Regions from separate parts of the Homo sapiens genome. Here region 2 is linked to region 1. Evidence: chromatin contacts called from ENCODE Hi-C or POLR2A ChIA-PET data. All regions are on one chromosome and are shown on one strand. The core of a region is the stretch at or near the end of the contact, and the rest is flanking DNA. Distances in the headings are between cores, read along the strand shown.

Region 1 (7,655 bases), core at 194-2,693:
CCAGGAACAGTATGAAAATGGCCTCCTTGAAGACGGTGTTCCCTGAGTACCTAGAACCCAAAACCGGTCAGTTGGGGAGGAAGCCTTCAAGGGCCACATTTTGGCTGGGAAGGAGGACAGTGAAGCTCTACCGCCAGGCAGGAAGCCCAGCCAGTGTGTTCCCAGACCAAACTCAGGGTCTGGCTGCTATTTCTCACGGCCCAATAACGAGATGCAGATAAACTGGGGAGGAAGAGAGTTTTTTATTTCTGGAACCGGTTACAGAGAGAAGGCCCAGAAAATATCTCCAGACCAACTGTAAATTACAAGGTTTTCCAGAGCTTATATATTTTCTAAGATGTATGTCTACGTGTCAGTGTGCATTTATCTAAAGATATAAGTGATTAACTTCTTTTAATCTGTAACTCTAGTCTAAGTCTTGGAGACCTTTCTCTGGAGCCTCAGTACATTTACTTAAATCTAAATGAGTCCAGGTGCTGGGGCTATTACCCTGACCTTGTCTCCTGCTCAATCACAGAGGTTTGGGGGGGGTTCCTTTAGACCCCCAATGAACTTGTTTGTGGAGGCCTGGCGAGTTTCTTCAGACCCCCAATTAAATTTGTTTAATCCTAAACAGGTCTGGTTAAGAATTCCTTCTTTGTTTTGTCATGCTGTAAGGCCCAGGAAAGGCCTAGGTAAAACCCTTGGTGGGCTTTTGTTACATTCTAGCCTTTGTAGAAAGGCGCTGGCACTTTCAGCTTTTGATACTGAACTTAACCACTCAGTCAGTACTGAAGTAGTTGTGATGGGGACCTCCATTAGTGAAATCTGGCCTGCCACAATCCCCACTGTCAATTTGCGCATGATTTCTATCATGCTTGTATATTTATTTATCACAAGAATCATAGGGAGATGGAGCATTGTAATCTTTCTGGCTACTTCCTGCTGAGAGGGGGTCATCGTTATGGGGCACCGAATGCAGCACTGGAGTGGAAAAAGTCGATTTGTTCCCAGTAGCACTCTCTGTTTCGGGGGTGTAGAGGCAGCACCTGCTAAAACATAATAGTAGGCAACAGCAACACATATAAATAGGTTGCTGCTACTTCCTTCAGAAGTTTCGGTTGTCTAGTCTTCAGTTCACAGGGCTTTAAGAAAGCACAGCTTAGGTTTCAGTGATTTCCAATTAAGAAAAATGGGGAAAAAGGGAAAGAAAAAGGAAACAAATGAAAAGATTATTTAGGAGACTTGTAGCCAGAGAAATACGAATTTAACCCAAACTGTAGAAAATAATAAAAACTGAATGCCAGACTAGAATTTAAAAACAGGTGTACTATAGTTTCCAAAAGTTTTTGAAACATAACTTCCCTCTCTCCAGTTACCCTTTTTTGTTGTTGTTGTTGAGATGGAGTCTTGCTCTGTCACCCAGGCTGTCGTGAAGTGGCACGATCTTGACTCACTGTAACCTCCGCTTCCCTGCCTCAGCCCCTTGAGTAGCTGGGATTACAGGCACCCGCCATCATGCCCGGCTCATTTTTGTATTTTTGTAGAGATGGGGTTTCACCGTGTTGGCCAGGCTGGTCTTGAACTCCTGACCTCAGATGATCTGCCCACCTCAGCCTCCCAAAGTGCTGGGATTACAGGAGTGAGCCACTGCACCCGACCCCAGTTTCCCGTTTTTACTAAAGACAAATTACGACAGGACCAATTTGCTTTATTATGCTTTGCCACTTTATTTGTACGAGGTGCAGCAAGAATAATTATTTTTCACATAGGCTTTTAAAATTGGTTTTAATGGGACTTTGTTTTATAGAAGGAATCTGAGATAAGACTTTTTAAAGCTGAGCCCCTGCCATGGATTTCTACCATCAAATACATATGGTTGGGTGAATTCCTGTCCTCTTGAAGTTTCAAGATAACTTGGGATTCCTGACCTGTCAGAATGTGACATTCTTTTCTTCCCACAGATCAGTAACCCTGTACAGGGACTGTGTTCACAGGATATAAGGTCAGTTTTCCAAAGGCTTTATTAGCTCCACAAGTCAAGTTTGATTCCTTAAAGGAAAGCACAGCATTCTGGTCAAAACCTTGGTAAAATAACCAGTTTTTCAAATTGTGTCCTGTTACCAAAGAAAACACATTCTTATTGCACTTATGCAAATAACTATATTGCCATAAATTAAGAATACCCACAAATAGTTTCCAAATTCTGGGGAAATCGGGTAGAGAGAAACAAATAATGCTCCAAATGGTGTTCATAGGAGTATATTTTGATTAATCGTTAAAAGCTGTCAATAGCTCAAAAGAAAATTTGCCTTGACTCTGAAAAGCAAAACAAAGGATCAGCAACGTTTTAAGCAAAAAGTCAAAAAGATCACTTCAGCCTCCTATTAGTTCACTTCATGCAGTTAATTCCTGTCCTGCTTGATATCAATGAACATTTTAGCTCTCCAAGTGTCCCGAACATTTTTCCTCTCTTCTGATGTCACAATCTCCAAAGTTATCAAAATTTGCATTTAAGAGCACCTGTTAGGGCTTTATAGCTGATTATAAAATTACCTTCTAAAGAGGGCCAAAACAAGGTAACATGTGTATATGGGTGACTGAACGTTTTAGGGTAGTCATAGTCAAAGACACAATTGACAAGGAAATCTGTTACCTCTGTGGCCCACAATAATTTAACATGACAATTATAATTATGACTGATAATGTACACTGAGATATAGCAGAATTATAGGAGTCTCCCATAACTTTGGAACCCTCATCAATAACATATTTATAGAAATATAGCCCAAAGAAAGCTAAAAATCATTTTATATTTCACAATGCTTCCTGTATGATTTTTGTACCAAATAAGCCAAATTTCACCTTTACATTAGTGTACTATTAATGTTAAACCTAATTCTTAATAAAACCTGATAGACATATTTACCCAATTTTAATGTTTGACCATAAGGTAACATTTTTATAGACTTTCTATAACCCTTTACAATTTTTGTTAAAGAGCAGGTTAGTGCTCTAAGAGAAACCCATTGTGTTTTTATTTCAATGCTCAATTTACAGAAATGCTGAATTATACCCCTTCAACTTTAGTCAATATGTTTACACACAAAAATATTTTAATTAATTTTTTCATAAACCTTTCACAACTTGCTTAAACATTTAGCTTTATTTTATCCAACTTAAAGCAATTCTTTAACCTTTTAATCTAGGCAAAAAAAATCCATCTTCTCATAAGAGCTTTAGAGACTCTTAGGCTTCTTTACTAGGACAGCTGAGCTCTAAAGCATGTGAACTTCACCCACCACAACTGTTTGCTCCATCTCAAGCTCAGAACCCTGCCCTGTCTGCCTAACCACAAGTGAGTATTTCCTGCCTTGATTTCCTGACATTTCTATATTTAATTCAGCTTGTTAAGTTCCAAGAAATCCCCTGGCAATTTTTATTATTGACCTCTTCTTCTTTGCACAGGTATCCAACCCAGTATCTACAAATAAATGCTTCACTCATCTACTCCTTTCATGAAACATTGCAAATCTTTTTCTTACTAGTGCTTGGGCTTGCTTTTTTTTTTTTTTTTTTTTCTTTGCAAGGAAACATATAGATGAGCCTCAAGAGATTTAGAAATCTTTTCAGAGTAACCAGCTGAATGTCAGAAAGTCATATTTGGAGGCCAATCTAGTTAGATTAGATAAATAGTTTTTAATTTTAACAAACTGTCTTCCTTTTCTAACTGGACCTCTGATCTCACAGAAGCCAACAAAGTATTTGCAGTTTATAGGATCTAATTTTAAAATATGTGAAGAGTAGGCACATCTGGAAGGCAGGGCATCTAGATCTTTGAAAATCAAAAATCCCGAATTTCACATTGAATCTGAGGTCTCTAAAAGAAGGGACATGCCACAAGACCAAGCCACACAATTTTTCCACACTGCACAATGCTGTAGAAACATGTCTTCAAGGCTAGTAGCACAGCAACAATCAGCCCACTTTTAATCAGACCATCCCCAAAGGAAATCATATTCATTGGTGGTGTTTTCACAGCCTTTAAACTGTGTCCAAACTGCACCTTTCTCATCTAAACTTGCAAAGAAACAAGGAGCCCCCTGCAATCACAACCATTTATTGCAACGGCTCTCAGCCATCTCCAAACTGCAGCCCTCACCAGTGACCCAGCAGCCGTTGCACTCACAAAGGACGTGTCTCTCACAGTACAAAGTAATGCCTGGTACTCACAAAACCAAAGCAATCAGCCAAGATGAAATAAAAGAGAGCAGAGCTGCAGACCTGGAGGAGCCTGTCCCTGACTCTGGACTCCACAAGGAGAACAGGAGACCCCCAAAAGGGGTGAGTGGGATCTTTTTGTGTATTTCTCAAGGAATTTCAGAGTCACTTAAAATTCCCTCTAGATCCCTTCATGTGATACCAAAGATGCCAAAAGGAAGGTAAAGAAGGGAAAAGAAGAAGTACATGGGAGAGGAATTCCTTTTAAAAAGAAGTGAGCAGAGGAACCAAGCACCTATTTGTTTTAATTCAAAATCTAATTTTATTTTGTCAAAATTTCAACTCTTATTATAGATTCAGGGGGTACATGTGCAGGGTAGTTACATGGGTATATTGTACCAAGCAATTAATTTCTAAAACGGAGTTTCACTCAAATCCAAATATTTTTCAAAACAGGAGGCAAAAGAGAAAATCCAGAAAGACTGTATGTACATATAATTAAATATTAGCTTTTCATGAAGCCGACTTCTGACCATAGAGCTCTTTGAAAAAGAAAAATAAAACCTTCCAGATCTCTTATAATCAGATTTTAGCCAACACAAAGAATTGCGATTTCCACTCTTTAAACTTTTTTTTACCAAAGGTAATCTCACCAATACTAAATAGGTAAAAAAGTCAAATGCCACGCAAACATTAAACCAAAGGCGCTGGGGCCCTGACTGGGAATTGAACCCAGGCCATGGTGGCGAAGGCATAAACTTGAAGCTAGGCCACAATATAAGGCACCTTTCATTGTGAATCCCACAGAATATTGAAAGCAGGCAGTATGAACTTCAAAAGATTTTTTTGGCAGGGGGTCAGATTTTTTATCTTTAATTTTATCAGAAGGATTTTTAATGCAAGCCATGAAATCGTTACATATCTCCTTTGAAATTTGATTGTCCCATGAGTACAAATAGGTCAATTGTTTAGAATAAAGGAATCTAAAATCTTTTTATAAATTTAGAGATTTTTCTAATTTAACAGATCCATCCTTTGACCACTGCTTAGAATTTGCGATGCCATACTTCTTCCAGTAGTGATTCAATCCAACACCTACTTCATAAAAAGCCAAGGATGTAATTTTTTCAGTTTAGTGTAAGCTTTACCATTTAAGAAGTAGGTATTTTTGTAAAGGGCCTGAAAGAGGCAATCCCAAAGATCTCCTCCCCTCCAAAAATTACTCCCAGAATTCGGCTAAGATAGCAAAAGACCCTTGTTTCCACAGCTAAGGATGGAGTTTGTGTGCATGTGGTGTCTCCAGTAAGACAAATCTGTGGGTCCTCCAGTCACAGACCCGTTACTCTGTGGCGTGTCACTTAGAATCCTTGTGTGTCTCACCCTCAGAAAATTCAGAGCTTATATCTCCTAATCCAGTTTTACCCCAAGCCTTTGTTCCTGGGTGAGCCAATTTGGAGATTCAGGAGGTATTATATTGTAGTTGGTAAATCAATTGTGATGTGGGGTCCTGTCGGGTTCGATATCACAAGCAGTATCAGCATGTGAGGACCAGAGCTGTGAACTCAACGCTGTCAATCGACAGCTTTTAGGAGTTTCTGTGAGGACTGGGTGGATTCAGGGACCCTGAAAACCATACTTGTCACCCTTCTAGTCCTGTGTGTCTGGAACTAGAAACTCTTTGGTAAGCATGGGTTCTCTCTCAGGTCCCTGGACATCCCTAAAAAGAGAGAGCATGTTTACATTGCAAGTGAACTGGCATTTCCTTTCTCTCCTGCAAAATGGTCTCGTTTGTCAACAGGGGATACATCTCTCTTCCTTTTGGGAAGTGGGAGGATGTAGGTTATTCAGTGCTGGTACTTTGATTTAGTTCCTACATTTGATCCCTCTACTTGGTGTGTAAGGTAGATGCTATTATCCTCATGTTAGAGATATGGAAATGGGCTCAGGGTGGATGAGATATTGGTTACTTTGGGAGAAGTAGCAAATGATAGAGCCAGTACTGAGCCCTGGACTATCTCCAAAAACCATGCCAAGAGTTTCGTCTGGGGACCTGAGCCTGATCATCTTACTTCCATGAAATGGGGCCTATTTTCAGGCGATAAACAACTCTACAGAAAATGTGCCATTTTAATGCAATTCCTTTTTTCAGTGTTACTCTCCTACCTTTACAACTATTATATGCTCAAAGTTAAGCTAAGTTTCGTGGAAAACAGAAAACAAAATGCTTCATAATTATAAGTCATGAGATCTACATAGCATTTAAAATTTCTCTAAGGCAAAACACATAGATGAAATTAAATGGTGAAAGTCAACCTGTAAAAAAGTGTTTTAAATTTTAAAAACATTTGACTATCTTTGAAACATCTATCTATCTATTACATCTCCTTATAATATAAAAAACCCAGCTGGGCACGGTGGCTCACACCTGTAATCCTAGCACTTTGGGAGGCCGAGGCAGGTAGATCATGAGGTCAGGAGATCGAGACCACCCTGGCTAACAGGACGAAACCCCATCTCTACTAAAAATACAAAATATTAGCCTTGCTTGGTGGCACATGCCTGTAGTCCCAGCTACTCTGGAGGCTGAGGCAGGAGAATCACTTTAACCCAGGAGATGGAGGCTGCAGTGAGCCGAGATCATGCCACTGCACTCCAGCCTGGGTGACAGAGCGAGGCTCTGACTCAAAAACAACAACAACAAAAAAAAACCTTCAACATTTATACAAACAAATAAATGTCTCTAGTATAAAAATTAACAGAAGCTATGAGAAGGCAGATCATAAATGAAGTGCAAATGCTGAATGAGCACAGGCAAAGATTCTTATCCTCAGTAATAGATAATTAATCATAAACTTAAACGATGTATTAAAATATATATTCTCTGTTTAAAAAGTAAAAGACAACATACTGCTTTAGTAAGCCTTAATTAAACAAACTTTCATGGTAAAATTTCATTAGAGAATTTGTGCAGGCTTTGGGGAAAATCATGTATTCATTGGTTTGGCATCTCTGTCTTTAAAAAGCCACTTGAGTGTCACACTTTAATAGGAGATTTGAATACATTCCTACCTGTAATTGATAAATCAAGCAGTCAAATGAATCAGTAAACATATAGACTATTTGAACAATGTGAGAAGCTTGATCTAACAGATTTATGTATTTTACTGGAAGTTTTTTAAAGCACACATGGAAAACTTAGGAAATTTTGCCATATATTATGCCAAATACTACAGCTCAGAAATTACTCATCGATTGTATGCACTGCACAGACCATGTTTTGTGGCCACTGTGCTAAATTAGAAGAATAAAAGTATAACCAGAAAATGTATCTTTAGAAACAACATTTCAAATAAAACATCATGGATTTAAAAACAAGTGATAATTAAAATTTGAGAATATGTCTTACCAAAAATGAAGACTTTATGTAAAAGCACATAGGGTGTAGCTGAAGTGGT
Region 2 (7,655 bases), core at 2,007-4,506, 260 kb before region 1:
AGGCCTACTTACTCAGACTCATCAGCAGCCCCAAAGAACATCAGGTAAGAACTGTTTAGCAAAATGGAAGGAGTATGGATTTCCAAGCCTGAGAGACTGGAGCTTGAATGCCAGCTCGGCTACTCCCTAGCTCTGTGCCTTTGGGCAGCTGACTTTATTCTCTGAATCTCCATCTCTTGGTTTGTAAAACAGGGATCTCAATACCATCTGCACCCCTAACGCAGGACCTGGCACTTAGTAGCTGGTGATTATTGTTAAATACTCTACAGAATAGGTAGAGTAGCTTTCATGCCAACAGCAGTGCTGTAAGGTAAATGCTATTATTGCTTCCGTCATTTTCTCTTCACAAATACGTATGACTGGCAGGTACATACCTAAGTCATATTTTCTACCTACACTTCAGTTAATGGTGGAGTTCTTAACATCAGGGACCTTGGAACCTTTGTATTTGAACATAAATATTGTATGCAGCTGCAGGTGTATCCTTTTTATGAAAAAGAAGGGAAAAAAAAACAGTTTTTTGTCCCTATCTTTCAGCATTCTCAAAAGGATGAGTGACCCAAAAATCATTACAGATTCCTGTCTCAGAGTAATGAGTTCCACATGGTTATTGCCTATGCAACGTCATTGCCTATTGACATTTGTCCTGAAGGCTTTCACAAGTAACAAAGGGTGTCTCCTTATTTTCTATGTTTGGGGATCTGTGAATGAGCCTCTGTTCCCTTCAGCCTTGCATTTGTGCTTTCTTAAGAACCTGTGAGTGAGCAAATATGTAAACTAAGTAACACCCTGCCCTTGTAGCCTTCCTGAAGTGCCTTCCATACGTGTAGGCCTGGATACTTGGTGACCATGAGTTCAAAGGGCTCCTGATAAGAGTGGAGGTGGGGACAGCGTTTGGCTTTGTCAGAATGGTAGTTTGCTTGTTAGAAAGGAATCGCCAGAGACCGAGTTGCCTTCACATAGGAATGAGGATCCTACACAAAACAGTTGAGCACAGGATAGTCTAAAAGCCATCCGTGGTTATCCCCCCAGCTCATATTGTGTACAATCAGTGTTCTCTCCGCTTTGAAGATTTGTCTTTTAAACCCTTGGCCTCACTTTACCTGATCCTCCTTGTCGGGGCATTCAAGAATTTTTTTAGTCTGTATTGACCCCAGTTGGACTCATTGTCGTGAAAGGGAGAGCAGTAATACCATTTTAACACTCTGAGGATACATACCTCTTTTGGATACCCTAGCCAGTATTCCTCCCTGTCTTTTTCTTGGTTTGCTGGTTAAATCAGCTGTGAAACTCATTTCAAATATGTGGCCTAGGGGAGAATGATTATAGTCTAGAGTGGATCGTCTAACATCTCTGTCCAGGATGCTGAAGTGGGTTTTCTCTGGAAGCCAGGCCCATGACAGCTTTGCACTCTGAAGACCTACTGTCAGCCTTCTTGGCTGCTGCTGGCTTGTTCAGGGACAGGGTCTAGGGCTGTACCAGGTATGCCTGTGGTCTTCAGGGCTACCAGCCTCCTGCTTAAGGGACATGTGGGTCAGGCCAAGAGATCTTGGCCAACAATGAGACAGAGAACCTAAACTCTGAAGGCTGGGGAGGAGGGTTCTCTGGTTAACCACAGATTGGAGGATTGCCTCGGGGCCTGAAGCCATAGGCTACTCAGGCTGAGGGAGGGATTGTAAAGCCAGTGGTTTCACCTGTTTTGGCCTAAACCCCAAAAGTGGGTTCCAGAAAACTCTGGGTATGAGAAAGAGGGAGGGGGAAGTTGTGTGTTTGTGTATAGAGGGTTCAGAGCAGGCCCCTGGCCAATCCTGGCACTTCCATTCCACCAGCTTTGGCGGTGACAGGTAAGTTGATGATGCATAGCTGTCTCCTGGGCTAGGTGGAATTTCCAAAGGGGAAACCCATACTACAGGCAAAATCCCTGCAGTTCCTGGATCTCAGCCCAGAACCATCTTTTGCCTTTACTGGTTTTTCCTGAGTGGTCAGATCTCCCCAGATTTGGCTCTTCCAGCCTCCTGTTATGTAGGTTGGCCTTAGAAATGCTCATCCTTGAGAGGGAAGGAGAGGTTGTCTGCAGAAGCCAGGTGGGCCTTTGTAAGCCAGGATTCTGTGTTTGTCTGGCCAGGACTCTAACTCCTACCCTGGGATGTATGTGATTGGGCACAAACTCTCAGGTATATCGGGGCTTTGACCTACATTCTGTGATAACCTGAGTAGCCTTTTGAGATGATGTGGGCATCACAGCTGTGGAACATCAGAAGAGGAAAAAGAGGTAGACCAGAGAGGAAGCTGAAGCCTCTGCAGAGGACTATAGGACTGCTAAGTCACGCACTCAGTGTACTGATAGATCACAGCTCTGCTGACTTCCCAAACAGCCATAGTCTAGAATGGTTGGGGCCATGGTGGGAATTTGGGGAAGCTTTCTGGAGGTGGAATGTCTGAGTCGGGGCACAGAGGATGATTAAAAGAGTTGGGGCTTTGTCCTGAGGAGAGTGGGGAGTCATGGTTAGGTTTTCATCCGGAGGAATGTGGATAAATTTGCCTGGCTAGTAAAAGGCTGCAGAGGAGAGAGAAAGGTGGAGTAGAAGGCCACATTGCTTCAGGTGTCTCTTTGGGGTCCTCTGTTGGAGGTGGGAAGCCTCTGGAATGAGATGCTTTCTGGCCTTGTCCCAGAGGGCCTCAAAATGGAGTACAGAACAGGAACTGACTGGCCTGCTGTGAGGCAAACAAGTTGCCTTTCTGGAGGCTTCTGGGGAGCCTCCGCAGGGCCATGTTGCCCAAGCCCACCCCAGAGTAGGGCACTGTTGCCTGGGAGTTCCGTTAGAGGGCTCTAACAGCTAGAGCCAGGCCAGGCATCAGTTAGAATCAGGGCTGGATGGGTTGACGTCACAGTCAGAACATGTCGTTCTAGTCCTCATTTGCATCCTGGTCAGCAGGTGCCACACTTTCGCCTGAAACAGAAACCCAGGGCTAGAATAGTCTCCCACCGTAACCTGTGTCTTATTTGCAGGCCTTGGAGGAAGGATGTTTCTTTCCTTCATCCCCAGCCAGCCATCCCTAGAGCCTGAAGCCCATTCCATTCTTGACACACCAGCCAGTTCTCTTCCTATAAATGTGGTTCTTTTGACTGGAATTCACCTCACTCTGAGCCCAAAGTAAATCTTTCCTCATCAGCCTTCACTTTGCTCCTCAGATCTAGCTAGGTTTCTCCTGCTGCCAGTATGACCCTGGTGAGCTGTGACAAGTGAGAGTAGACAGGGACAGTGGGGCTTGAGAGATCCTGGGCTGTCACATCATCATTCGTACCTGCTGTGTTCCCTCCTCCCTCCCTCAGACTGTTATACACCAAAACTCCCCATATAGCTTCTCTGAGAAACCCAACTCTTGTCCCTTAGTCCATGTCACAGGGTTCAGGGAACACAGACAGCCACATTTTCTCTTGGAATCAACATCTTCAAGCAGGGTGGGACTGGGAGAAGCAGAAGCTAGGCAGAGGGAACCAAAGCAGCTGGAAAAGCTGACCTAGCTGTTGTGCTGGTCTCATAGCAACAGCTGCCAGCAGCCCCCAGCGACCACAGAAGTGCTGGGCTGGCCCAGGGGCTGTGACCTCACTGTGTTTGCTGTGGCAACAGCCACCAGCAGCTAATTCCCTTTCCTCCAGGAAAGCCAAGTATTTGCATTTCTGCTGGTGTGGTTTAGATACTCTTCTTCCCTTCCCCAAACGAAGGAGTAAGTGGAGGGAGGTGCAGTCTTAAAAACCACTGCTGAGTTGATTCTCAGCACCTCAATTCCAAAGTGCCTGAGAAGCCATCTCTGAGTCTACCCACTTCCAAGGACAAAGGCCAGCTATTTATAAGTCCAATCTGCTCCACCTCCATTCCTCTCATCCCATGAAGCTGCAGGGGCTAGCCGTCTTGGCAGCATTGCTTCTCTTCTCTGTCCCCTCATCAGGACATTGACAGGGCAGTTGTACCACATGGAAGACCTCCAGGACTGTCACTCCATGCCCTCGCAGTTCAGAGGAATCAAAGTAGGATCACTTAGGGGCAAAAAAAAAAAAATGCAGAATGGTCTGGGGCCATATTCACCCTGGCACCTACCTACTCTGAGCTTTTGTGTCAGAAGAAAATTATATTTAGCTGAGGAAGCCAAACTCTTTCTTCCTATGACCAGATGCCACGTTCTGCTTTGGTTTTAGGAATGGAGTCAAAGAAGAGTAGTGGGGAGAGGGGACTTAACTTTTCCTCTGTAACATGATGTTCCTTTTCAAACCATTTGTGGCCCAAGTGCTCTTTGTGGGCCGGTGTCCAAGACCCCAAGAACAGTATGTGTGTGCCTGTCACCCACATGACTGCCCACATCCTCCTTCGTGAGGGTAGGGACACTTTCCCTGGGGGACAGGGAAGAACATTTTTTCCTGGCGCGTGTTTCAGGGCCAGAGGATCTGGTTAGTTTAAGCAACTGCACCCACGGCCCCAGAACTTCCAGCAGATTTGTGCTGGAGTCCTTGGCCCCTGGCTAATCCACATCCAGCACCCTGTTCCTATGTCTTAGAAGACGATCTCTTGAAACCTTGTTTTTTCCTCAAGCTTCAATTTTCCTTGGTATTTTCCATTGGGAAGCCTCTCCTGGATAGTCAGTCCTGTAGGTCTTATTTTCAGATCCACTCTGGGTGTTGACTTTTCACTGCCCACTCCTTTGGCACTAGCCAGAGATTTTTACATCTGCAAATGCTCTCCAGAGCCAGGACGAGGGTGATGATCCTTGTCTTTCAGACGAGGAAATTTGAGACTCAGGCTACTTGGGGACTTGTCTGAGTCTCACAAATAGTAAAGGGCACAGCGGGGATTTCAAGCCCAAGTTTCTTCCCCAAAGCCTGTGTTCATTCCACCCTGTCTCACTGTTCCTGCTTTTCTGCTTGGGAGGTCACTATAAGCTTAACCTTTTCTTTGGTCTGAGTTGCTTCAAGTCAACATGACAGTATAAATATCTACCCAGTGATGACCACATCAATGGCAGCTCACAGTTGTTGAGTGTTGGCTATGAGCCAGGGCCTGGGCTTAGACGAGGGCTTTTACTCACGTGGACTCATTCAGTCCTCACAGCAACCCTAAGACATCCATGCCGTTTTCCCTTTTCAGGGCTTGATTTTACAGAGGAGCAGGCTGAGGCTGGGCCATCCCAGTGCACTGCCCGCTTCCTGTCAAGGTGTCTTCTGCCCTGGAGGCCACCTGTGTCCCCCTACTTGAGTAGTTTCTTGCACTTTGTCAATTGCTTTATGGACATTCTCTTACTCAGTCCTTGCCAGCCCAGGGAGGGAGGCTTTTCAACCCCGTATTACAGATGAGGCAACTATAAGGACTGGCCAAGGTATGTTAGTAGCCACACCAGGACTTGACCCTAGACTCTTTGCACCCAAGCAGGCCACATCTTCAGAATACATTTTTTTTTTTTTGGTCCATTTGTATATACCCCTTTACAGACTGTTTTCCCCATCTGTGGCTTCTTTCTTGGGTCCCTATTAGAGCCACTAAAAAATTGTTTAAATGCAGTTAAAAACTCCTTACTCCGTTTCTGCTGAGTTCCTGAGTTTCCATAGGGAGGGTACCTGTATAGGTGCCTGGGTCTTACTTCTAGAGGTTCAGGCTCAGGAAGTCTCAAATGAAGTTTGAGCTGCTCACTTTTTAAGTAGTGTCCTCGTGATTCAAGTATACAGGCTGAGTCTATGGAACCCTGAATCCAACAGAGGTAGGCCCCATTCCCAAAGGGCCCGACATGAAGGAGGTGTTCGGTAAATGGAAGCCGATGTTGTTACTGCTCTCAACCACATATGTGCTAGAGCACCGCTCTGCCAGCACCAGCCCAGGACACACCTGCCATCACTTAGAGGAAGGGAAGGAAACATTAGGAGCAAAACTGCACTTGCGAAAAGCAGAGTCTCCTGATGTGTAGAGCTTGCTGGTTAGAAGCTTGTGGGTGAGGCTGATGTTTCAGAGAAGGACTGAGGGAATAAAAGAACCAATGTTAATAAGAACAAACTACAAAACTGTCCAAAGGAGCTGGTTAATTAGTAGCATAGCTAATCTATAGGTATTACACAGCCATTAAAAAAGAATACTGCACAGAAAAACTTCAGAGAAAGTTTCACGTTACATGAAAAAGCCTCAGGAGGATGTGCATAATACAATTCTTTTTGTGTAAAAAAATCACATAGATATTTCTAAAAGTGCACGGAAGAAATTCATTCTTCATTCTCTCTGGGAAGTAGGGCTGGCACTAAGGGAACACAGGGGTTTTTCCTCTAAACTTTATGCCTTATACTGTGAATTTTTTTACCAAGAGTATGTATTAGCTTTTAGAATAGGGAAAAGAAATTGTAAGGTCCAGTACCAAGAACAAATAGGATTAAAAAGCAAAGTCCCAACCATTAGGAATCCTTTGCCCTGTGCCTGTCTGCAGCCACTTACCTAAGTCAATTCATTTGCTGAGGGTGACTCAAGAATCTTCTAAGTAAAGAAGAGCTGTTTCCTGAGTTTCTCTGCTTACAAGGAGCACTGATATCCTTTTCTCAGTCCCTGGCCTACATAATACCCCTCAGAGGAAAAAACCAACTCTTAATGTACCATCTCTTGCCTCTTCTGTTACCTTACCCTTAGACAAATGTTTATGGGTCAGCCCAGAGACGAAAAATGAGACCATTTGAAGGCTTCCAGCGCAAAGCTATTGTAATTTGTCCCACTGACGAGGACCTAAAAGACCGAACAATAAAGCGAACCGACGAGGAAGGGAAGGATGTCCCAGATCATGCGGTCTTAGAAATGAAAGGTAGGAAATGAGTGCTTCCCAGAGGAACGTCAATGCAGGGTCCTGGAGAGAAGAAGCTCTTTACTCAGTTTGTCCTTCCCTGGCTCCCCAGTGATTTCTTTTTTGATCTTACTCTTTCTTTGCTTCTGCTTTGTCCCTTCCTTGTCTACCACAGCTGTGAATGGAAAAGCTACCCATCTGTCTTATGTTGGGGTTTTCAGGCTGGATGGGGCTGGGGCAGCACAAGGGAAAGGATGTATGGGAGCTAAAGCTGAAAGTCCTGTGTGCTCACCCTGCCTCTGGTCCCAGATGGGCTGACTGTGGGCAGGCCTCAGTTTGTTTCTCTGTAAATATAGGGATGGTGATGCCATCTGTCTGACCCATTCCCTGGGGTGAGGCCTGAGGGAGCTGTGCACTGTGTCTAGGTGGGTCTTAGCCACCTCTTCAGAAAACGGAGGAGTCTTTGTTAGCCCCTGACACTTAGCAGGCTGAGGGGTTGGGGCTTTGTCTACCTCTTTCTCTCTCTCTCTGTTTTTTTTTTTTTTTTTTTTTGGAGAGGGAGTCTTGCCCTGTCACCCAGGCTGGAGTATAGTGGTGCGATCTTGGCTCACCGCAACCTCCGCCTCCTGAGTTCACCCAGTTCTCCTGCCTCAGCCTCCCGAGTAGCTGGGACTACAGGTGTCCACCACCATGCCTGGCTAATTTTTGTATTTTTAGTAGAGATGGGGTTTTGCCATGTTGGCCAGGCTGGTCTTGAACTCCTGACCTCAGGTGATCCACCCGCCTCGGCCTCCCAAAGTGCTGGGATTACAGGCGTGAGCCACCGCGCCCGCCCTTCTGTCTATGTCTTT

What was found. A loop is a pair of places that touch in the nucleus more often than their neighbours do. ChIA-PET counts read pairs that join two places held with the same protein, here RNA polymerase II (POLR2A). Pooled maps may share reads with other maps.
Region 2: a pooled map shows a loop between it and region 1 (2.5-fold over the local background). The contact joins two enhancer-like sites. A Hi-C loop is called at or near these places in 2 of 168 maps with a recorded cell type or tissue (heart left ventricle and naive thymus-derived CD4-positive, alpha-beta T cell), 1 of 37 single-sample maps with no recorded cell type and 9 of 50 pooled maps. POLR2A ChIA-PET finds 5 or more read pairs at or near these places in 7 of 52 experiments (B cell, CD4-positive, alpha-beta memory T cell, GM12878 and 3 more).

Annotation. Positions count from the first base shown.
Region 1 is chr19:41,551,763-41,559,417 of GRCh38, forward strand. It overlaps a transcript of CEACAM21 not described here. Among named protein-coding and RNA genes, the nearest start is that of LINC01480, 20 kb to the left of the region's middle. Within about 2 kb of position 1,444, at least 5 of the 41 ENCODE cell types and tissues checked have a DNase peak (open chromatin) inside an H3K27ac peak, as active enhancers do; they include B cell, where a contact is called at or near this core.
Region 2 is chr19:41,294,880-41,302,534 of GRCh38, forward strand. It overlaps HNRNPUL1 (heterogeneous nuclear ribonucleoprotein U like 1), which reads left to right. Exons shown (of 15, transcript NM_007040.6): 11 at 6,657-6,825. Among named protein-coding and RNA genes, the nearest start is that of CCDC97, 11 kb to the right of the region's middle. RefSeq lists a silencer at 3,365-3,659 and an enhancer at 5,609-6,808. Within about 2 kb of position 3,257, at least 31 of the 41 ENCODE cell types and tissues checked have a DNase peak (open chromatin) inside an H3K27ac peak, as active enhancers do; they include B cell, where a contact is called at or near this core.